Regions from separate parts of the Mus musculus genome. Here region 2 is linked to region 1. Evidence: chromatin loops called from intact Hi-C (ENCODE). Cell type or tissue: gastrocnemius. All regions are shown on one strand. Links, peaks and the distances in the headings refer to the core of each region. The heading gives the core; the rest is flanking DNA. Region 1 overlaps Mllt10 (myeloid/lymphoid or mixed-lineage leukemia; translocated to, 10). Region 2 has its middle 150 kb from the start of H2al2a.

What was found. Hi-C counts contacts between places; a loop is a spot of excess contacts. Peaks named below come from ENCODE experiments on the same cell type or tissue, not always from the same donor. Only the 100,000 strongest peaks of a DNase experiment are listed, where the experiment ranks them.
Region 2: it touches region 1 in a loop (2.8-fold over the local background); 7 of 42 quality-filtered maps call a loop at or near these places.

Annotation. Positions count from the first base shown.
Region 1 is chr2:18,199,794-18,212,251 of GRCm38, forward strand. Mllt10 (myeloid/lymphoid or mixed-lineage leukemia; translocated to, 10) reads left to right here. Exons shown (of 23, transcript NM_001252560.1): 17 at 3,808-3,962; 18 at 6,208-6,396; 19 at 6,758-6,846; 20 at 6,987-7,351; 21 at 7,990-8,086; 22 at 8,957-9,154; 23 at 10,975-12,458. The coding sequence ends at 11,019. It also overlaps a transcript of Dnajc1 not described here. Among named protein-coding and RNA genes, the nearest start is that of Gm39761, 9.4 kb to the left of the region's middle. In gastrocnemius, for the core only: a CTCF peak has its summit at 5,525 (motif pointing left); a DNase peak (open chromatin) is centred at 5,533.
Region 2 is chr2:17,844,820-17,857,277 of GRCm38, forward strand. No RefSeq gene overlaps it. Among named protein-coding and RNA genes, the nearest start is that of H2al2a, 150 kb to the right of the region's middle. In gastrocnemius, for the core only: a CTCF peak has its summit at 4,669 (motif pointing right); no DNase peak of the experiment used is centred there.

The DNA.
Region 1 (12,458 bases), core at 4,054-6,553:
ATCAAGCCTTCACAGGACCAAGAGCATCCCACCCATTGATGTCACATAAGGCCCCTTCAGCTCCTTCAGTCCTTCCCTTACCTCCTCCATTGGGGTCCCTGTCCTCAGTCCCGTGGTTGGCTGCGAGCATCTGTATCTGTATTGGTCAGGATCTGGCAGAGCCTCTCAGGAGACAGCTGTATCAGGCTCCTGTCAGCAAGCACCTTTTGGCTTCCTCAATAGTGTCTGGGTTTGGTGTCTGTGTATAAGATGGATCTCCAGGTGGGGCAGTCTCTAAATGGCCTTTCTCCTTCACTCTCTGCTCCACTCTTTGTCCCTGTATTTCCTTTAGACAGGAACAATTCTGGATTACAATTTTGGAAATGTGTGGGTCTCCCCATCCCTCAACGGGGGTGGGGGGGTGGGGTGGTGGTGGTGGTGGTGGTGGTTAACCTTTGGATATTGTCTCTACAGGTTCTCCCTCCTTTGTGTGGGGTATTTCAGCTAATGTCATCCCGTGGGGTCCTGGGAAGTGCTTGCTTTCCTGGCATCTGGGACTTTCTGGTTGCTACCCCCAGTTCCCCATCCCCCATTGCTGTTCAACTGTGTTCAATTTCCTGACTCTCTGTACATCTCCTCCGTCTCTTCCCATACCTGATCCTACCCCTCTTTTACCCCTCCCCTTCTTCTCTTCCTCCCAAGTCCCTTCCACCCTCTACTTCCCTTGATTGTATAATTCCCCCTTCTAAGTAGGACTGAAGTATCCCCTTTGGTCTTTTTTCCTCTTGAGCTTCATGTGATCTGTGAGTTGTATCTTGGGTATTCCACTCTCTTTGCCCATCAGTGTGTACATACCATGTGTGTTCCTTTTTGACTGAGTTACTTCACTCAAGATATTTTCTAGATCTATCCATTTGCCTGGGAATTTCATGAAGTCATTGATTTTAATAGCTGAGCAGTATGCTATTGTGGAAATGTACCACATTTTCTGTATCAATTCCTTTGTTGAAGGACTTCTGGGTTGTTTCCTGCTTCTGGATATTATAAATAAGGCTGCTCCGAACATAGTGATCATTTCATTAGATGCTGAAAAACCATTTGACAAAATTCAACACCCCTTCATGTTAAAAGTCTTGGAAAAATCAGGCCCATACCTAAACAGTAGCCAACATCAAACTAAATGGAGAGAAACTTGAAGAAATCACACCAAAATCAGGGACTAGACAAGGCTTTCCCTACCTTATTCAGTATAGTACTTGGAGTTCTAGTTAGAACAATTAGACAACAAAAGATCAGCCGTATACAAATTGGAGAAGAAGAAGTCAAAATATCACTATTTGCAGATTATATGATAGTATACTTAAGTGACCCCAAAAATTCCAAGTGGACCAAGGACCTCCATATAAAACCAGATACACTAAATCTAATAGAATAGAAAGTGAGGAAGAGCCTCGAGTACATGGGCACAGGGGAAAATTTCCTGAACAGAACACCAATGGCTTATGCTCTAAGATCAAGAATCAACAAATGGGACCTCATATGCTTTTGTAAGGCAAAGGACACTGTCAATAAGACAAAACAGCAACCAACAGATTGGGAAAGGATGTTCACCAAGCCTACATCCAATAGAGAGCTAATATCCAGTATATACAAAGAACTCAAGAAGTCAGACTCCAGAGAAACAAATAACCCTATTAAAAATGGGGTACAGAGCTAAACAAAGAATCCTCAACTGAGGAACACCGAATGGCTGAGAAGCACCTAAAAAAAAGTCTTCAAAATCCTTAGTCATCAGGGAAATGCAAATCAAAACAACCCTGAGATTCCACCTCACACCAGTTACAATGGCTAAGATCGAATACTCAGGTGACAGCAGATGCTGGCAAGGATGTGGGGAAAGAGGAACACTCCTCCATTGCTGGTGGGATTGCAAGCTTGTACTCTGGAAATGAGTCTGGTGGGTCCTCAGGGAGCACATTTCTTTACCACTGTAGATACTGTCCAGTAACCTCATCCATTTCCCTAGAGTGTCTAAACATAGACCTTTCCTCATATAATTCCTACAGTATAATTATGTGAAAGTAATGTGGTTTTTTTTTTCTTATTAAAATCTGGAGAAAATATTTCTCAGTTGGAACCAAGGAGTCTGAAATACAGAATGAGAAAATTATACCACTGCTCTCTTATTTTTATATTGTATTTCTATACTGTTTATAGTTTCCTTTTCAAATGAGGAAGTTAGTAGACTCCTGCTCATGTTTAGTAGAGGAAGGGTTTCCATGTCCCCCTTTTAAAGTTACATCATCACACAAGTTATCCAAAATGGATTCAGAAGCCCTTGGTGCAATTTTGCTTAGTAAAACTTTTTATTTTAAGCAGACCATAATACAATGCTACTAAATTATTTTTAGTGTGCATTGAAGCATTACATTACTCTTTAAAAATCAGCCCAAAGTGGAATGGCCCAACTAACCCTGACATCATGTATTTGGAATGTGGTGGCTAGCTTACGATGCTTGCATGTAGAATGCCTTACTGCTTGAAGTCTTTAAGAAATGGATACATAACAAGCTTTTTGCCAGGACCAGACCTCTAGTTCATTGCTAGAAGACTGTTGTTTTCCAACTTGAGCTCTATGTACAAGACTTGGTCTTTCTTAATTGACTAAGCAAACTTTGAGAATTTCCTGGTCCTTGTGTGGCACCTCCTCCTCCTCCTCCTCCTCCTCCTCATTTGTAAGTGGAGGTCATTGTATAAAATAGTTAGGGTACTAATGCATTTCACTGTTGCATTGAGGGAGAAAGGAGACCAGAGACCAGAGACATTGGAAAAGTAAAACTGAACATAAGAATAGAACACGTTCATTTTCATCTGTTTTAGAAGGGTTAAGATTTGTTTGAAGAACTAATCTATGACATTTAAACATGCTTGTATCACCTACATTCTATACAGATAAATCACATTGAAATGATAGAAGTAAAATGTATTTTCATTTTTCGTTAAAAATCATTAATGTTTTTGTTTTTCGAGACAGGGTTTCTCTGTGTATCCTTGCCTGTCCTGGAACTCACTTTGTAGACCAGGCTGGCCTCGAACTCATCAATCCGCCTGCCTCTGCCTTCCGAGTGCTGGGATTAAAGGCATGCGCCACCACGCCCAGCCTAATTTTTCTTTTTATTGGACTTTAAGATTCAAATGTCCTCCACAGTGTTACATTTGTAGTGTTAGTCTGATAACATGTACATTAAGACAGTTAGAGAATTTTATTTTAATGTGTATATGTACTTTCCCTGCATGTACATCATGTATGTGCATCATCTGAAGACGTAGTGCCTGAGGAAGCCAGAAGAGGGCATTACATCCCCAGGAATTAGCGCTACAGACAGAGTTGTGAGCTGTCATGTGGGTTTTGGGCACTAGACCTGGGCCTTGTGCAAGAGCAGCGAGTACTCTCAACCCCTGGGTCAGCTTTTCAGCCCCTCTCTCCTTTCCAGGCTCTGTCTATTTTATAGCTCTTCTAATGTCTGGTTTCTCTATGTCTTATAAAGAAAGCCATTCTGTTTGTTCACAGCCTACTTCAAAGAACACTGGTCATTTATTTTCTAGTGTTTTTTAATTATTTACTATGTTCAACTATTTTACTTTATAATTTAATGAGGAAGAATGACAATGACTCAATTATGATCTTATTGAGACCTCTGCCATAGGCCATTTGGTGCTAGAAAATGTATACTGCAGAATGGTCTCTCAGCACAGCGTAGGAGATTGTTGTGCAGGTTCTTAGACACATTCCTTTCCTTTTAATTTGAGATTAAATGTTTTTGACAGATCCCCTGTGAGCAACTTACAGCTTCGCTATGATCAACCGAGCAATAGCAGTTTGGAAACTGTGCCTCCAGTAGCAGCAAGTATTGAACAGCTCTTGGAGAGGCAGTGGAGTGAAGGACAGCAGTTTTTACTAGAGCAGGGGACTCCTGGTGACAGTAAGTATTCATTTTCTTGTGTCTAAAATATGGATACTTGGAAGTGGGCAGTGGTGGCGCACGCCTTTAGTCCCAGCACTCAGGAGGCAGAGGCCGGTGGATCTCTGAGTTCAAGATCAGACTGATCTACAAATCAAGTTCCAGGACAGCTGGTTCTGCACAGAGAAACTGGGCCCCCCAAAATACAAACAAATACATAAATACAGAAAAACTGTTTACCCAAATAATGACATTATGTCAGGCACTATATGTAATTTGAGAAGGTATGTCACATGGTTTGTCAGAGCTAACTTTATATTTTTAACTCCAAATTAGTCTTTATTCATCTTTAAGAATATCTCCGGCAAGTTTTTGTTTAAGTTCTTTAGTGTCTTGTGAACTTGATAGAAAGGCTGTCCCTTTTTCCTAGGGTTGAAGATAAATGACATGAAAATTGAAAAAGCTTGCCTTCTGTGCTTTGTGTTATCTGTCACTGGTTGAAATAAACAGCTGCTGCTGTCCCTCTGTCCTACTAGACTTTGCTCTTGACACCTTGTGAGAACATACAGTCTCTCCTCTCAGCTCAGGATTTAAACAAAGATTCCTGTACCCAGAGATCATCATCATCATCTTCTTTTCCTTCTTCTTCCTCCTCCTCTTTTTTTTTTAAATGTATCTAGACAGCTATAGTTAGGTTTCAGATTTTAGAATTTGAAGGAATAGTAATTAGGCAGACAAGTGATACCTGTTTCTAATTCTGCCACTTAACAGGTAGAAGCAGGTGGCACACATCTTTAATCCCAGCACTTGGGAGGCAGAGGCAGGCTGATCTTTGTGAGTTTGAGGCCAGCCTGGTCTACATAGAGAATCCCAGAAGAGCCAGGGCTACTTATTTAGACCCTGTTCTTGCAAAAGGAATAGTAATTAGTAAATTTTATATTTAATCAGAATGTTAATCATACTTATGAAGTTATACGTTATATCTTGTATGTACATATTTAGTATTAATACCAATGGTGCGGGATGTGGAAAGCAAAAACAAAAACACAGTTGGAGCAGCTGAGGGGGAAGAGTAGGTGGGTTTATCATTTTGGTTTGTAACTTTCAGTGCTTTATTTTTATTTTATTTTAAAAACTAGACTTAAAAAAAATTACTAGTGAGTGAAGTGCCTTGAATTAATGTTTTATGGACAGTGCCCCTACTGAAAACTGTTGAAATGTGAGGAAATGGATGTGAGCATAACCTTTTAAACAGGATAGGTAGAGGACAGGCTAGCTGTCTTATTGTCTCATCTGGGCACCATAAGGGGGATAAAATTTAAGTCTGGTAATGCTAGAGGGTCTTTGGACGGCCCTGAGATCATGTTAAGCAAATACATCTTTTTAATACCTGGAATTTTTCAAATGTCCATCACCATGGCCTAACAGCAATGTTCTTGATTGGCAGTTGAAAGTCCAAGCCTTGGAAGAATTAACACAGTATCTTAGGTGATCAGGCAGGGCCATAAGCTTGTTAACAGATGAGGAGGCCTCTCTTCCTCAAGCAAGAAATAGCAGGGGTGCAGATACAGCGCTCCCTGCTGGGGAGCCTTGGAAGAGACAGGCTGAACAGCTTTCTGCCAGTTGTGTGGCAGCAGGCTTGGTGGTAATGGTGGCTGTGGCTGTGGCTGCGGCGGTGGCTGCTGCTGCTGTTTTGGGTCCTGAAGAGTCTGCCCAGGCCCTTGTGCATGCCAAATGCATGCTTGCTTTTCCATAGACAGCATCTCCCAGCTCCTGCATATTTAAACAGTAACTAAGAAAACGTGTCCTTATTGGAGGTAAAACATATTGGTGTTAATTTTCCTATTGTAACTTTTAGTTTTGTCATTATTTTTTCTTATATAAAATCATGACAAGTACTTTGAAATTTTAACTAAGTTTTATTTTGAGGAAAATAAAATGCCATCATTTTTCTTTGAGGATAGAAACTACTTGAACATGACTGAGGTAGGTTATTGTTTGACACACACACACACCCCCACATACGTGCACTGGCGAGCACTTGCTCGGATCAAAGCTTCCATGTGGTACAGCTGGATATAGTGTTCCTTAACATGATGCTTGTATCAACATTCAGATCTAGGAATAAACCCTAGTCATGTTAGTATTAGCCTACAAAATTCCTACATAGTTAAGTCTGAGGCAATTGATGCTATGACCATAAAATAGTCATGGGAATGGAGATGTCTTTGCTTTAAAAAAAAAAAGTCACAGAAATATTTTCCAGTTCTAGGAATGTTAAAGTCATTACATCAACTTCAAGTTGAAAATCGAAGATTAGAAGAACAGATCAAAAATTTGACTGCCAAGAAAGAACGTCTTCAGTTGTTGAATGCACAGCTTTCAGTGCCTTTCCCAGCCATAACGACAAACCCCAGTCCGTCCCATCAGATGCACACATACACAGCACAGACTGGTGAGTACCACAGCACTGTTTCTAAGGGAAGTGGGATGGACTCTAATGGTTACCAGTTACATGATGAAGATGGTAAGTTAGTTGTGAGGGACAGAGACAGACAGCCCTAGTAATTCCCTTGAATTTGTTTTCACTTCAGAGGATAGTTTAGTGGTAAAATTTATTTAAATGTAAGATTTCATTTTTGAAATAAAGCTACAACATTCAACACAAAGACACCTTCTCCCTCTTCCCCCACCCCCCAGTTAAATAAGTGTTAGGGATAACAGGATTGTGGGCTTCAGCATCTACTTTTAATTAGCCTTTAATACACATACTATAATTAATAGGGCCTGTGTTTGTTCTCTTCCCCTGTTTCTAGCTCCTCCTCCTGATTCCCTGAACAGCAGTAAGAGCCCACATATAGGAAACAGCTTTTTACCTGACAATTCTCTTCCTGTATTAAATCAGGTAAACTTTTTTGAGAGTGGTTAAATGTTCATTTGTGTGTTTTACTTGCAAACATTGCACCTTACATTGAATGATTTAAAATAATGCTAAACAGTCTTGCTGTGCTCTTTGCAACTTCAGTTTCATTCTTATTACACTAGGACTTGACCTCCAGTGGACAAAGCACCAGCAGTTCTTCTGCTCTTTCTACTCCCCCTCCTGCTGGCCAGAGTCCTGCTCAGCAGAGCTCTGGAGTCAGTGGGGTTCAGCAGGTGAATGGCGTGACAGTGGGGGCACTAGCTAGTGGGATGCAGACCGTCACATCCACCATCCCAGCTGTGTCCGCAGTGGGTGGAATAATTGGAGCTCTGCCAGGTAACCAACTGGCAATTAACGGCATTGTGGGAGCTTTAAATGGTGTGATTCAGACTCCAGTCACAATCTCCCAGAACCCTGCCCCTCTCACCCACACCAGTGTACCACCTAATGCAGCGCATCCAATGCCGGCCGCCGCACTGACCAACAGGTAAGAGGCTTGCTTCAGTACGTTGTTGTGGTTGCCGTTGTTATTATTATTTGGTTTTCTTCATGCAACATGTTATTAGTGTTGTCTTTGTTTTGGGTTAGGATTTTTTAATGTATTTTGTAGATGTTCTCTAAAAAAATTAAGTGCTAGCTACTCATGGATTGCTTGTTTTTTAAATTGATGTAATTCAATTAAAAATAGATTTCAGTATCATATTAAATATATTTTGTTGAAAATGTCGGTCCTGATCTGGGATATCAAACTTAAAATGTTACTTTTCCTTATTACATACATGTATACTAAATTTTGAAAAGGCATTTTTGTGGCGGTCACATGATACTGGCTCCTCACATTTGAACAGCACAATTTTGATATTTCTCTATCAGAGATTTTGATGCAGTAAGGAACAGATGAATACTGTTATTACAAACACATACGTTTGTATCTTTTTAAACTAAATTCCTGACTAAGTTTCTGTTACTTGATGGTCGAGTTTACGTATATAAGGAGAAAGAATAATTTGTACATAATGAAGCCCTGTAGTTCAAATGAATTTGTTAACACCCCAATGAAGAAGCTGCCTTTGACATCCCCCTGAGGAGGTTACAGTAGAAAGTAAGGCTGTGATGGTTTTTCAGTGCCTCGGGACTAGGGCTGCTGTCGGACCAGCAGAGACAGATGTTTATCCAGCAGCAGCAGTTCCAGCAGCTGTTAAACTCCCAGCAGCTCACACCCGTAAGTCCTTTGTTTGACAAGGTTTTACTTTTGTCAGTGTCTGGTGTTGTGGCTATCCCGGGCTCCTCCTTTGTGAATGTGGGTCTTAGAAGTTGCTGTTTCTTAGCCATCTCGGAACCATGTGCTGTCTACAATGGCCTAGATTCTCCTGCATCATTCATTAGTCAAGACAGTGCGTATAGGCCAATCTGATTGAAGTATTTTCTCAATTGAGGGTCCCTCTTCAGATAACCTGCTTGTGTGTTAACAAAGCCAAGCAGCACAGCATCCAACTGCTGCTGTTTCTGTTGTGTGTTCTTCACGGACAGCCTCATTTGAAGACACTTCTGTATTTGCCTCTACTGTGTTTTAAAAATGGGCAACTCAGCTGGATGACAGCAGCAGCACACACCTTTCATCCCAGCACTTTGGTTGCAGAAGGCAGATGGATCTTTGAATTCCAGGACAGCCAAGGCTACACAGAGAAACCCTGTCCTGAAAAACAAAAATCAACCAAATCAATTAAAAATGGTCAATTCCCAAGTGGTGCTGGGTTACTACCTATGCAGTTGCTTTCCTGGATGCTGGTCTTTATCCTGTTTGTTTTTAAACAGACTTCACCATAGTCTTGGCTAGCATGACACTATGGAGACCAAACTGTTGAGAGAGAGAGAGAGAGAGAGAGAGAGAGAGAGAGAGAGAGAGAGAGAGATCGATCTGCATCTGCTTGCCAGTCAATCAAATGCTGGGATTCAAGGCCTGTGCCACCACACTCAGCTCTTGTTCTCTTAGCAGTGACTGTGCTTTAAATAACACTGTAGGAGAGAGATGGAGAAGGCAGGCTTTGCTGACTCTGGCTGAAGCTCATCTTTCATCCCACTTTTTCTGAAGGAACAGCATCAGGCCTTCCTATACCAGCTGATGCAGCAGCAGCACCACCCGCCTGAGCTCCAGCAGCTGCAGCTCCCGGGACCCACGCAGATCCCCATCAACAATCTCCTTGCAGGTGCTCAGGCGCCTCCACTCCACACAGCTACCACCAACCCCTTCCTCACCATCCACGGGGACAGCACGAGCCAGAAGGTCACAGTAAGTATGTTTTGTGCTGCATCTTGGAAGCAGGGTGAGCCAAGTTGGATGGTCTTGTCTTTTTCCATGTTATTCCCCCGACCTTTTCTTCTTAGGGCCAGTTGTTTTAGCAGCTGGATATTGCAAACTGAGTGTCTAAGCTAACTTAATTTACGCCTCTCTTAAGTATATCATATAAGGTTATAAGGCCGTTTGTAATACAGCATTTTCTAAAATGTTAGCAAGATATATGAAATTAGCCCATTCAAACAGATTGGTTTTTTTTTTTCTGCTTTTAAAATGGAGTCACATTTTTGATATGGTAAAATACACAAAATTAGGGCAGAATTCCTAACATTATTCCAGATTCCTTGAGAAAATCAGTTGCTGTGCTGCAGAGATGTCCACACCAACAGCATCCAAAGCCCCGCTGCTCTCAGCACCTGTCACTCCAGCTCCAGGATGCCCGGCTCACTTTGTTTTTCTGTAGGCACCTGCACACATACACACAATAGAAATGTTCCCAAAACTTAATTACAGTCACAATTTTAATAAAATGTAAAATTTAAATTTTTTGACCTTATAATTTGTAAGTCATAGTATCTCATCCTTGAGGGGCAAAGGTCAACACGTGAGCAACCTGCACAGGGGCTCCTGTTTTAGGAAGTCCTGCAGTGCAGACAAGGAGACCTGGTGCCAGGAGGGGAAAGAATCCAAGGGCCAGAGGGACGCCTGCAAATCTGAGTACTGGTATTACCATATTCATTGCTTTGAGATTTTTCTCTCGTTTTAACCTTCAGAAACATTAGTTTTCATTTAGTAATGAACACTGGTTCCGAATGTGGGCTAACTGCCGAGTGCTTTCTGTTTGTCCTCTCCTGTGTGCCTGCTTCCTAAGTGTGGGAGCTGTTACCGTGCATCTTGCCCGCTTTCCCTACGAAGGAGTCTATGCTTATATAGACATTTGACACACTTTATTGTGCTTTCTGCTCATGGATATTTTCCACATTAAAAATAGATTAATTTTTAGTGGAAGATCCACAATAAAGAATGAGAGTAACCAGCTTCTTGGGGGGGGGGGGGCAACAGCACATAAGCTCAGCTGCTCGGTGGCTAAAGCTGGAGGGTCATGAGTTTGTGGACAGATATATATATATGCCCCATATCTATCCGCCCCTCCCTTCCCCGCCTCCCCCCTCTCCTTCTCAGGCCCCCCTCCCCAAGACAAGGACTCTGTATAGTCCTGGCTGTACAGGAACTCAGTATGTAGACAAGGCTGGCCTTGAGCTCATAGGACCTGTTTATCTCTGATCCGTTCTTTTGGGATTAAAAACAGGCACTTACCACACCTTGCTGAGACCTAATCTCAAGACAAACATCAAAACCAACTGTAAGCTGGTTGGGAGGGAAGTTAAGGAGTCCCTGCCAGGTACAATGTCATATGTGATTTCAGTTCTTGTAGGTGGGAACCCACTTACAATAGGCAAGAGCTAAGAGAGGTCAAGAACATATACGACTATGGGGTCAACTATGGCTTTTTCCTAGTTCATTAAAACTCAGTATTTGCCCTCCTTTGCTCCTCCTATGGAAAGGTGGATCAGGAAAGGTGATGCTACATCCTTAGAATTGTGTCCAAGGATGGGCTCGCCACCTTGGTGCCTTTCCATGTGCGCAGTGTGGTGATATAAATAAATCCATGGTCACTCTGGGGAAGACTAGCTGACTTGAGGAGAAATCACTTGTACCACATTGAACCAGCGACAGTCTCAGAGGGTACTGTCTCATCTTGGCCAACATTGGTTGAACTAATTAATGCTTCTTATTTCTGTTTTGAACTGCAGAGACTTAGTGATAAAACTGGGCCTGTAGCTCAAGAGAAAAGTTGACACTTGAAAATGGCCAGAACTCGCCTTTCCTGCTGTTCTGTGCTTCACTGGCTGCTGCAGTGTCTGCCACAGCTATGAAGAATGGAGGCGGGAACACACAGGGGAGGATGCCACACACTCCCTTGTAAGGCTCTGATTTTCTTGTTGCTTTGTTGCACTGAAATGGAATTCCTATATACCCATCCCCTACCAAAGTGTTTGAACTTCGGAAGAAAAATTAATAACTTTTTGTCAATGAAATAATTCATATGCAATGAGTTTATCAATCCAAGAAAAATGTAATGTGCTTGCTGCACAGCTAGTTTTGTTATAAATTGGAAACATAAAACTAAAGACTATTCTATTTGGAAACCACTTGGTTATATCATAAAAGTTGGAATATAACTATCTTATTGGGATAGAGTGTGCTTGTTCCACGGGGCAGATCTTAAGTTTTGAGAACTGTCTAATATCTTCTCTTGGAGTTGTATTCATTAAATATTGTTATTATACAGATCCTCAACTGGGGCTTTGCAAATGTTTTAAAGAATTCCTTTCTAATGAGATTTGTCCATTTGGAGATCAAATTAGGATGGAGACAACTGCTTCTGCTAACAGTAGTTTTCTTTTGCAAAAGAAAAAAATTTTGTGTGTGTGTTAAAACCTACTCTTGAGTTAAGGGAGCTGTAAGGCTGCTGGGAGAACTAGATCAATTGGATGAGAACAGTTTCTTTCAGAAAGATACACCAATGTGGAAACTGCTGCAAGGTTCTAGCATCAAATTGCCTGTTGGGACCTCCCTGGATAGAAAGGGCTCTGTACTGCCGGGCAGGCCACTTGTGCCAGCAGCTTCCCCGTGCTTCTGTCTCTGTTGAACCTTTCTGTGCCACCAGAGAGAGCTCAGGCAAACTGACTGTCCACAAGGAAACAAGTAGACCTGGGAAGAGTCTACATGCTTGCTTATCTCATCAGCCTCAAACCACCCACTGGAACAGGCACACCACCACAGTTCCTAAAACCTGTCCCACAGCCTTCCGACTTAGCCATGCCCCGAGTAGCCATGCTCTTGATTGTGACAATATGGCAGCCTAGTAGGTTAGACAGTTGGGGATATAATCATTGGTCTGTTTCTGAAACACATGAATTACTGGTGGGAAAGGCCCAACTGCAGTTCGACCTCCACTGTGTGCTTAGCTGGAAGACCATGTGCACGGCTTAGCAGTCTGTCTTCTGTGACACTGCACACCTCTTACCTCACTTCTGTAAATAAGGTTGTGAATCTGTTTTGTAATGTGAAAAATTCATAAGATAACATTGATATTTTGATTTGTAATATTTCTAATTGGTAGATTTAATTGAAAAGTAAAATTAATTTATTTTTATATGTTCAGGGGAATTTTAAAGAAAGTCAAACCTTTTGTAGATAATTTAAAAGAATCAGTGTGGTTTATTTTATATAT
Region 2 (12,458 bases), core at 3,524-6,023, 360 kb before region 1:
ACACCAAACCTTAACTACTCCTCAATGCTTGCTTACTCTGACTGAGTTTTCTCACAGCCTTAGTAGATTGTAAGCAACCTCAGGCAAAAACCTAGCCAAGCCAACAGAGGGCTAAGCTGAGGTCCTGGAGCAATACAGTTCCTGGTATCTCCATTAGCTGTCCAGCCACGGGAGAGCAGGGCCTGCCTCTGTCTGCGGAGACCTTACAACTAAAATGTCCTCAATGAAGTGAACATAAATATATAGTTCCTTAAGCCTGGGGTAGACGGGTAAGCGCGTCAAACTTCAGCTAGCAGAAAGCAACTGAATGCAGAATTCTATGTCTGGTGCAAAGGAAGTGGGAAGCAATTAGAAGTTCAACACCTAGTAAGTTTTCACAGTGTCTTTTCATGCATTCTCCACGAAGAATTACTCATTCCTGGCTTGTCGGTGACATCATTGAGGCTTGGTGACTCACAGCCAAGAACCCAGTGAGCTGAGGTAGATTCTCCCTTTTAGAATAAGAACCAGGTGCCTTTCTTTCACCCTGTGTAGCCAATGTCTCTCCCAGCACTGTGTGACTGACAGCGTGCATAAAAAAGTGAAAACCCCACATTTGATGAAGGAGAGAGTATCTGTGTAGGTCAGCAATACATTGTTGTAACAAGTTACCCCAGCGGAACAACTTAAAAAGAAGAAACAGTGTTTGGATTCACAGTCTTTCAGGTTTTCTGTGGTTTTTACTGGCCTGGTTGCTTTTACACCTATAGGAAAGCAACTGTCATGAAGAGGAGCCTGTGGGGGTGGGGACAATACTGCTGGTCTCTTGGCAGCTGAGAAGGGAAGGGAAAGAGAGGGAGTCAAGAAACTGAATTACCGGGCTGGTGAGATGGCTCAGTGGGTAAGAGCACCCGACTGCTCTTCTGAAGGTCCAGAGTTCAAATCCCAGCAACCGCATGGTGGCTCACAACCATCCGTAACGAGATCTGACTCCCTCTTCTGGGGTGTCTGAAGACAGCTACAGTGTACTTACATATAATAAATAAATCTTTAAAAAAAAAAAAGTTAAAAAAAAAAAAAAAAAAAAAAAAAGAAACTGAATTACCAAAAGCTCCTCAAGGGTATGACCTAAGTCACTGGAAGGCCCCCACTCAGTCCTTTTCCCCCTGTGGGCTGCCCTGGAAACCATTATGTAGATCAAGCTGGCCTTGAACCCACAGATATCCGCCTGCTTCTGCCTCCTGAGTGCTGGGATTAAAGTCATGTACACTGCACCTGGCTCCCCTCTTGGAGGTTCTTCATCTCCCAGACTATTGATCTAATGTTTAGGGAATGAGCCTTTGGGAACATTTATCCAAAGCAGAGTGCAAGTGTTGATAAACCATTAAATAAGATACTACCTGGTCCATTAGGGCAAATGAAAGAGATCAGCCTTGAACTGAGTTTAAAATAATAGCTTTTATAAAACCAGAGACTACGACTAAAGGAAATCTACGCAGTCCATTTAACATGGAGAGGCTCACGGCATTATGTGTGAAGAACTGCTCACCAAGAAGGAGACAATATGTACTTATTAGTGAGAGCAAACTGCTGAACATGGAGTTGTTCCAGGAACTGACCACGTGACCCAGCTAATTAATCTGCATGATCTGGTCATGATCCTCTTCCTCCCAACCCCCGCCCCAGCACACACACACACACACACACACACACACACACACACACACACACACACCACCTAGGAGGAAACAGAGACTTAGGCTAAGCCTGCCCCAAATCACTTAGCCAATGAGGTGGCTATCAATGGTCGCAATAATGAAGTGATATGACCAAGGCAACTTATGGAATGAAGAGTTTCTTTGGAGTTCCAGTTTCAGAAGGAGATTCCATAACGGCAGGGGAGGCCTGGCAGCAGATGGCCAGAGCAGGAAGCTAAGAGATGACTTCCTCAACAACATGTGGAAAGCAGGAAGGGGGCAGGAAGTGCAGGAAGGCGATGAAGTGGCCCACTTCCTCCGGCAAGGCTCCACCTCCTCAAACAGCAACACCAACCTAGGACTGAGAGATCACCATGTGAGCCTGTGGGGACATTTCTCACGCAAACCACCATATCATGCTTTTTTTTGTTGTGTTTTTGTTTTTGTTTTTTCGCAACAGGGTTTCTCTATGTAACCCTGGCTGTCCTGAAACTCACTCTGTAGACCAGGCTGGCCTCAAACTCAGAAATCCGCCTGCCTCTGCCTCCCGAGCGCTGGGATTAAAGGTGTGCGCCACCACACCCGGCCAGATCATGCTTTTTAATTCAAAAAGCTATCTGAGAAAGATTGAGTAATCACAATGCCTCCTTAAAAATGGCCACCCAGCAAAACCTGAGTGTGTCACCAAACGTTACGCTGAGTGTGTCACCAACCATTATACTGTGTGTGTCACCAACCATTATACTGTGTGTGTCACCAACCATTACACTGAGTGTGTCACCAACCATTACACTGTGTGTGTCACCAACCGTTACACTAATAGTAATATATCCTGCACAAGGCTGCAGAACTGTCACCTTTATAAACTAGGTTGACTGTGGTGCCTCTCGCTGAACTATTGTCTATACTAAATGACAAAAGCTACTTCAAGGACTTACCCTAGTCTCTGACAAGCAGGAAGTGCTCGGTAAGTTCAAGCAATCCTAGTATTAAGAGCATCTATCTGAGTAAAGGTTAGTCTCTGTCCTAGGTAGCGTTACTACTGCTGTGATGAAACACCATGACAGGAGCAAGTTGGGGAGAAAAGTGTTTATTATTTGGCTTTCCCTTCCACATCACAGTCCACCTTTGAAGAAAGCCAAGACAGGGATAGAACCTGGAGGCAGGAGCTGCTCCAGAGGCCACAGAAGGGTGGCTGTTTATTGATTCATTCTCCATGGCTGGCTTAGCCTGCTTTCTTTTTTTTTTTTTTTTATTAGATATTGTCTTCATTTACATTTCAAATGCTATCCCAAAAGTCCCCCAAACCCTACCCACCCACTCCCCTACACACCCACTCCCACTTCTTGGCCCTGGCGTTCCCCTGTACTGAGGCATATAAAGTTTGCAAGACCAATGGGCCTCTCTTTCCACTGATGGCCAACTAGGCCATCTTCTGCTACATATGCAGCTAGAGACAAGAGCTCCGGGGTACTGGTTAGTTCATATTGTTGTTCCACCTATAGGGTTGCAGACCCCTTCAGCTCCTTGGGTACTTTCTCTAGCTCCTCCATTGGGGACCCTGTGTTCCATCCTATAGATGACTGTGAGCATCCACTTCTGTATTTGCCATTAGCCTGCTTTCTTATCGAACCCAGGACCATCAACCCAAGTGTAGCACCACCCACAATGTGCTAGGCCATCCCCCATCAATCGCTAATTAAGAAAATGCCCGACAAACCAGTCAGTGGTGACACGTGCCTTTAATCCCAGCACATGGGAGGCAGAGGCAGGCAGATTTCTGAGTTTGAGGTCAGCCTGGTCTACAGAGTGAGTTCCAGGACAGCCAAGGCTATACAGAGAAATCCTGTCTCAAAAAATAAAAAAAATAAATAAAATTTAAAAAAGAAAGAAAGGAAGGAAGGAAGGAAGGAAGGAAGGAAGGAAGAATGAAAGAAAGAAAGAAAGAAAGAAAGAAAGAAAGAAAGAAAGAAAGAAAGAAAGAAAGAAAGAAAGAAAGGAAGGAAGGAAGGAAGGAAGGAAGAAAGAAAGAAAGAAAGAAAGAAAGGAAGAAAGAAAGAAAAAGAAAATGCCCTACAGGCTTGCCCTTCTCAATTGAGGCTCTCTCCTTTCAGGTACCTCTAGCTTGTGCCAAGTTTTAAAAACTGGTGAGCACAGTCTTTTGAGAGGTAACTGTCTTAGTCAGGGTTTCTATTCCTGCACAGACATCATGACCAAGAAGCAAGCTGGGGAGGAAAGGGTTTATTATGCTTACACTTCCGTAATGTTGTTCATCACCAAAGGAAGTCAGGACTGGAACTCAAGCAGGTCAGAAAGCAGTAGCTGATGCAGAAGCCATGGAGAAATGTTCCTTACTGGCTTGCTTCCCCTGGCTTGCTCAGCCTGCTCTCTTATAGAACCAAGACTACCAGCCCAGAGATGGTCCCACCCACAAGGGGCCTTTCCCCCTTGATACTAATTAAGAAAATGCCTTAAAGTTGGATCTCATGGAGGCATTTCCTCAACTGAAGCTCCTTTCTCTGTGATAACTCCAGCTGTGTCAAGTTGACACAAAACTAGCCAGTACAGGTAACTGAACCCAAATCAGTGGCATCAGAAATTCTGGGGCTGTCAACAGTCTTCTGAAAAGCACTGCTCTGGTACAGGCTGTTTCAGATGCTGACAGAGAGGAGTCTGAGCCCACAGAACTGTTGTCTTTTAGGGCTAAGGGAAGTTTCAGGATATCTCTGTATCGCCCTCATGGGCCACTGATGGAGGCTCAGGCTGGGATCTACTTCTACTTTCAAACAGTTAGTGTGTGTGAGTCAAGGATTTATTAACAAAACCAAAAACTATGAGGCAATCACATGCAATGTACAGATGTGCCATACCATACTACAGCTCATAAAAAACAGCAATTATTAACCTGTCAGTGTTTAAAATTCACACTTCTTCATTCCATTCCGGGGGCCCTTTTGCCACAAAAGACTACTTCAAATTCATGACCTCCTCCAGAGGGCACTATTCTCATTGCGTTTCACGAGAAGGGCATCTCCCAAGAGTCCAGCAGTTAGATCCCAGAAGCCCCTGCTCCATTCAGAACAGCAATCATAAGGCTACTGTGGGTACCGACTCTGATTGTTCATATTAAAGGAGGACAGACTTTGCTGTCACAAACTGCAAAGTTCATCTTTAGATAGTATAGATTATAATCGCTTGGTCACAGACTCAACTTTGCCATGGTAGCCCCAGAGCAGCCACAGACCGTTAGGAAACGGATCACAAGTTTTAAAAAAATTTCGTTAGCTAGGTGGTGGTGGTGCACACCCATAGTCCCAGCACTTGGAAGCCAGAGCCAGATAGATTTCTGTGAGTTACAGACTAGCCTGGTTCACATATTGTGATTGAGGCTAGCCAGTACCACACAAGGAGATTCTGCCTCAAAACAAAACAAAACTCAATATAATTTTATTCAAAGATACTGAAATTTGAATTCTATATAATGTTCATATGTAACAAAAATTCTTTTTTAATCCTTTTATTATATATGTATTAGTATTTTGCCTGCATGTCTGTCTGTGTGAGGATTTCAGAGCCCCTACAACTGGAGTTACAGACAGTCATGTGCTGCCATGTTGGTGCTAGGAATTCATCCTTGGTCCTCTGGCAGAGCAACCGATGCTCTTAATCACTAAGGTGGAAATCTTTTTCTTTTTTTTTTTTTTTTTTAAAGACGAGGCTTCACTGTATAGCCCTAGCATGTCTGGAGTTCACAGAGATGCACTATTCTCTGCCTCCCAAGTGCTGGGATTAAATATGTTTGCCACCATGGTTGGCTTCTCCTCCTCTTCCTCCTCTTCCTCCTCCTCCTCCTCTTCCTCTTCCTCCTCCTTCTTTTCTTCAACAATTTGAAAATAGAAGCCAGTTTTGCTTTGTGGCCCTCCTCAAAGCCTGGTCCCTGATTTTTCTGATGCCCAGTTCCTGCTATTTGTGTTGTCTCTCTTGAGCTCTGCAAGAGTTTAGAGAAGATGCTAAAGGAAGTATCAGATCCACTTACCACAAACATGAGATGGAGGGGAAAAAAGAGTTTAATTTTATACTTTACCACTGAATCTCTCTAAAACTACTTTGCCTCTTCAAAAAAAAACACAAAATAGACAGGAATAGCAGCATTTGTCTGTAAATTCCAGTCCTGAGTAAGCTGAATTGCAGTTTATAGGTCAGCCTGAGCAACAAATGCAGTTAGTCTTAAAAGTTTAAAAAAAAAAATTAGTAGGAAGGAGAAAAAAATACAGGTTAGATAAAACAGAAAAACCTGTACAACTCTTCTGCCGTAGGTTCCGCACATACCCATCCAGTCTTGTAGACAACAGGCACCACAGTTCTTCCCATGTCAGTACCACCAAAAGATGTCCTTTCAACAAACTAGAGTCAACTGGATTCAGACATGCCAGGTTTGCCTGAGACAAACTATGTCAAGACTCTAAGAAGTAGTATGTGGTTTGTGGGGAGACAGATGACATGGAAGTGTGCGTTTCAATTGGGAGCTTTTGTATAGAACGGTCAAGAAAGAGGCAGAAATGTCCAGATACTTGAGACAGTGTTTCAGTAATGAGTAAAGAGTGAGCCTGGCCACAGGAGGCAAGAATTAGAGCAAAGATGCACACTAATAGGCAGGAGGGGAGGGCCTGAGATTCACGGGGGGGGGGGGGGGGTGCTGAGATTCACAGGGCTGGGATAGATGGTCCTCAGAGAGAGGGACCTGTCTTAGTGAACTGGTACTTGCTTCTTTTGTGTAGGAGCAATAGAGCAAATATATGCGGGTATGTGTATATGTGGCAAAATGTGCTTGTTTGTGTGTGTAAAGATGCCCATGCATGTACGTATGTACACGTGTGTGAAGTAAGTCTTAGGTTTTACTCCTCCTAAACTGTCCAGTTGGGGTTTATTTGGAGTTTTGTTTGCGGGTTTGGAGATAGGATCTCTCTTAGCTTGGACTCAATAGTTAGGCTAAGCTGGTGGCCGGGTATCTGCCTGTCTTAGAATCTCTTGCTGGTATTAAGGCCCTGCCACAGTGCCTGAGCAAACTTTCTAGGTGAGAGATGAGCACTGTCTTCACACTGGTACAGCAGACACGTTGACGACTGAGCCGGCTCCCCAAACCCCTTCCTTCACCCTGTGAACAATCATTTTGTCTGCATGGATTCTGTTTAATTAGAAGCACTATAAGCCTCTCTCTGTTCAGCAGTGTGGCTCAGTGGGTAAAGAAAGCACTGGCTGGCCCACCTCACTACCCATGTTCCATCCCCTAAGCCACATGATGGAAGGAGAGAACCTGTCCTGGCAAGTTGTCCACTGGCCTCCACATGCTGCCCCTCCCCACACAACACACTTGCACGCAAAACAAACAAAATACAGTAATTTAAAAAACATATTGTAACCCTCTGGCACAAGAATTCAGTAAAGCACAAGTGAAAGCTGGGTTTTCCTATCTTAATTTTTATTTATTTATTTATTTATTATATGTGTGTACACTCTAGCTGTCTTCAGACACTCCAGAAGAGGGCGTCAGATTTTTGTTATGGATGGTTGTGAGCCACCATGTGGTTGCTGGGATTTGAACTCAGGACCTTTGGAAGAGCAGTCAGTGCTCTTAACCGCTGAGCCATCTCACCGGCCCCCCTATCTTAATTTTTAAAAGACTGTTTTTAAACTGTTTTAACTTCACATAAAACTAAGTGATGAGTTCTTGAATGCCCTCTCATATGCCTCTCTCAAGTGCTCTCTCTTTCTCTCTCTCTCTCTTTCTCCCTCCCTCCCTCCCTCTCTCTCTCTCTCATACATACACACAAACACAACACCCCGAGTCCCAGGATGAGACATTTGTTATAATCTATGTATCTCCACTTATACATACAACCTCAGTACACCATAGTCTGCTCTGTATTGCACACGTTGTTGGTTTCCACTATGTGTCCTGACACACACACTCCATTTAAAGTATCATACCGTGCAATTCCACAGCCCTACGAATCCTGTATTCCACCTGTTCCCCCGCTCTGTTCCCAAACTTTCCAAAATCAATATCTTTTGACAATCTTCATCCCACTTGCCTTTTCCGGACTGTCATAAGTTTTCTTTTGAGGAAAAAAAAAAAAAAAAAAAAAAGGTTTGTCTTCTTTATAAGCAATACATGCAGGTGGGCAACAAAAGATTCAATTTGGGAGGGGAAAGAAGCTGTCCTCCTTTGGTCGGCAGCTGATCGTTTCTCAGCCATTCACACTTTCCACAACTCTGGATGTGACGTCCGAGGGAGACGTTGAAAAACGAGGCACTGGAGAGACAATTAGGTAAAGAGACCAGTAAACACCTGCAACAATAAGAAATGCATTCCGGCAAGAGGCCAGATCTGAATATGCAGATTCCGGAGCCCCTGCCCAGCGCTGACAGCTGAGAATGGATGAGCTCCCCAGGGGAGAAGGGAGCCAGCGGGGAGATTAGAGAAGCAAACCTTAGGGAATTGCTTCATTACAAATATTTATTAGGACTTGTGATGAGAGAGGCCCCGCAGAGAGAGCTGACCTATGGGAAGATGCATACAAACAGATCCAAGATTGGTCCTGGAAGGGAGGGAAGAGCCCTTTAAGGAAGCCATGCCACGGAAGTAAACAAACAGAAGCGGCCTTGGGGAAGGAACTCTGTGGGGATGTGAAGAACAAAGCCGGACACAGAATTAACAAGGAGTGACCTGGAAAGAGGCAGACAAATATGATAGGTTGGTTTATTCATTGCTGCTTTGTGTCTTATGGACGTTAAACAGTGCTTGTCCTGTGGGTGCCGCACACTCAGCAGGCTCGAGGGTAAGGCCTCAGTATTGAGTTGGAGATGTTCGTAGATCCCAAGCCTAGCACACAGGGGACTCTGGGCTCAATCTCCAGCACCAAAAAGAAAAGGAAAGTCTGTTGATTAATCAAAACCTGCCTACCAAATGTGACATTTCTGCAGTGAATTAGGTGACCATTGATATCAAATAGTGTACAGGAAGGCTATAAAATTTCCGTTCTATATTAAGAAAATCTGTTCATTTTTTTCAGAGGTTTTTGGATGTAAAGCCATGAGAGTTCTGAGCTCTCCGCCCCGCCCCTTTTCACATAGAACAGCACGGTCTTATTTTTATGCCTGGAATGAAGTCTTCACACTGCCACACACAGTGAAGGTCCCCAAGTGGCTTCACACATGCCTCCTTCCTTTAAACTGGATTCTAGTTGGCTGAAATACAGATCTCAGATCTGATTGTCTCGGAGTGCTTATCACAGAGCGCAGTGGCTGGCACGCAGAAGTGTCCCATTAGTGGCTGGCACATGAAGTGTCCCATAACTGTAGCTGCCCTGGCTTTATTACAGTTTCCCATAAACTCACTGCACGGGACAAATCCCTGTCCCAACTTGGCTCTTACGGTAGCCCAAGCCCCCGGCCCTTGTGGCCCCGGAGCTCCAGAATTACTTCTTTATTGATATGCAACTGGCACAGGCTTTTCTCTCCTTAAATCCAAACTCAATAACCATCTGTTTGTTCTGGCATTCCAGCACTAATTGCCATTCCTGATTTTGTTTGATATGTTTGACCTGGTATTTTGGAACTAACTCTTAATTGTGTTTTTATTTAATATGGAAAGCACACATAAAGCAAGTGCAGAGAGAGTGCTATATAAATGCAAATTTTGCCGTATTTCACTCCAGATCTCAGGAGACTTACCAAACTTGGTCCTACTCTTGAGGGAGTTTCCCCTCTACAGGGCTTAGGGCTTAACTCTTCCCCTTTTCTTCAACATGGTTTCCTCAGAGCTAGTCGACTGAGAAGGAAGAACCCCCATCTGCCATCTGCCAAAAACACCTAAATTCTACTGAACATGAACGAATCTTACACTGACCTATGACTTTTTGTAAATCTTGCTTTTGTGAGTTGATTGAACATTTTCCATGTAAGTTTTACATCTAAGTATCACCTTAACTAGGATGGTGTTATTTCAAAGTTTACGGTTTAGAAAGGACTTTATTGTAAATCTCTCTCTCTCTCTCTCTCTCTCTCTCTCTCTCTCCCTCCCTCCCTCTCTCTCTCTCTGAATAAAATCACTATTACAAAACTATACCACTGATCAGTACAATTTGTAAGGCTCTACTGAAACTTTTTTGTTTTGTTTTGTTTTTGTTTTTTTTTGTTTTTTGAGACAGGGTTTCTCTGTGTATCCTTGGCTGTCCTGGAACTCACTTTGTAGACCAGGCTGGCCTTGAACTCCGAAATTCAACTGCCTCTGCCTCTTGAATGCTGGGATCAAAGGTGTGCGCCACCACGCCCGGCTCTACCGAAACTTCTCAAGATAAGGTCTGGAAAACAAATGGCACATTGGAGAAAGTGTTCACCAAGCAATCCTGAGGACCAGAGAACCTACACTAACCTGCTAGGATGACTTACATCTGTTGTCCCAGCGTTCGGAAGGCAGGCTAGGAGATGAAGCAGGAAAAGCCCCGGAAGCTCCTGAACCAGCCAGCCTGGCAGATAACACAGCAGATAAGCCTGGCATACACAGCAGATAACAAGAGACCTAACATCTGATATCTGAGGTTCTCTTCTGACCCCGAGCACACTGGGGCTCATTCTCACCTGCGTTTATACAAAGCATCATAAGGGATACAAGTGTGTCTTTCTAAAAGGGAGAATAAAAAATTTCAAGATAAGCTAGTCCACTTCATGAATATCTAAGCCCTTTATTACAATGATATTACAGATACTATCAGAGCTAAGTAAAACATTAATGCACTTAGTAACGAAATAGTTCCCTGACTTGTGAATTGTTACATTCGGAGTAACACACTTAGTACCAACTCTCTACTCAGACAAGCTGGTCCCCACCCCACATAAGTGCTCCCACTGTCCTGGGTCTGAATTTTGAACTTGTCACCCTAGCCTGTTCCTCTGACCGCATTCCACACAGCTCCAGTGACTCCCAGCTCTTTGTAGCTCATTCTTCCCCCTTCTGCTTTCCCCCTTCTCTAGGCTCGACCCTCTGATTATCTTCCTAGCAGCGGCCTTGGCCTGCTCTCCATCTATACCAGAATGAAAGAGTGTTCTTAGTCACTGATTTCACTCTGTTCTGTTCTGGAACAGTCTAATAGGTTAGACATGCCTGCAATGTGAACAGCATATTTGGTTCTCATCACTTGGAATAGAAAACAGTTGTCATTTCATGAATCTGTTTATCTTTGATGGTTTCATAACATTCTTTGTACCCGGAGCTGGTCATGGAAAATAACTAACATTCTCCATTTGGGGGCATGGCTGAGCCAATGAAACGCTACCGATATTTTAATAAGTCCCTGTTGGTGCTGGATATGAAAAGAGCTGCCACATTAAAGAAGATATCGCTTGCTATTGCGTATGCACATGTCACCACCGGACTGAACTGACCTTGTCTATCCGTGGCTTCCAATAGACAAAGTCTAAACCACAGCCAGAGAAGTAGAGAGAGTGATTACATGGGAGATGAAAGTCCGATCTTTGTTCACTCTAGGGTAAAGACAGAGACAGCAGTAACAGCAAGTGTGACCAAGATATGGTGAAGGGGAGACAGGGGACTGCAGATTAAAGGGGTAATCACAGGGTCAGGTTCCAAGAGGTGAAGCCGAGAGTCTGCCACGCCTTGCCCCGAAAGACCAGCAGCAAACACAAAAGCCACAGTGCCTGAAGCTCATAAAGAGAAGAAGGGGTGAGGCAGTGCATCTTCAATCCCTGACACCAGAGGCTGAGTCAGGAGGATCCAAATTTCAGGGCAGCCTGGAAGGTTTTTGCAAAATCCTATCTCAAAATAGAATTCTCATAAAGGGCAGGGGCTGGGGCTAGAAAGAAGGCCCAGGAGTTAAAAGCACTTCTTGCTTTTCCAGAGGACCTGAAGTTAGTCCTTAGCACACATCAAGAGTCTCACAGCCGCCAGATCCCATCTTCTGGCATCCATAGGCACCTACGTGCACACCAATGGTATACACTCACACAGAAAATACACATGCATATAAATAATGAAAATAATAAACAGTTTTTAAAGGGGGCTGAGGATGTATCTGAGTACTAGAGCCCCCTCCAAAGGTCCTGGGTCCAAAGTTTAGTGTTGGAGGTAAGGTAGAGGGAGAGGAAAAGAAAGAACATGAAGGTTGGGCATGGTGGCGCACGCCTTTAATCCCAGCACTCAGGAGGCAGAGGCAGGCGGATTTCTGAGTTCGAGGCCAGCCTGGTCTACAAAGTGAGTTTCAGGACAGCCAGGGCTGTTTCTCTGTATTCAGAGAAACCCTGTCTCGAAAAAGAAAGAAAGAAAGAAAGGAAGAAAGGAAGGAAGGAAGGAAGGAAGGAAGGAAGAAAGAAAGAAAGAAAGAAAGAAAGAAAGAAAGAAAGAAAGAAAGAAAGAAAGAAAGAAAGAAAGAAAGAAAGAAAGAAAGGAAGAACATGAAGAAGTCAAGGGCGACGATCTAGGAAGTTATGAGGGTGGTGGCTAAGGGCCTTGGTTAATGGACCAGTGAGGAAGCTCAGGGGCTAAGGGTGCTTGTCGCCAAGCCTCACTACCTGTAGGAGTCACCCCTAGAACCCATGTGAAGGTGAAGGAGAGAACCAGCTTCCAAGCGCTGTACTCTAACCTCCTCCACATGTAAGCACACAGGAAACAATTCAGCTTCAGTCAGCACTCAGACCATATGCTCATACCATGTACGCCCGATGTGAATGATGCTGGACTACCCATGACTCTCTGAGTCCTGATTT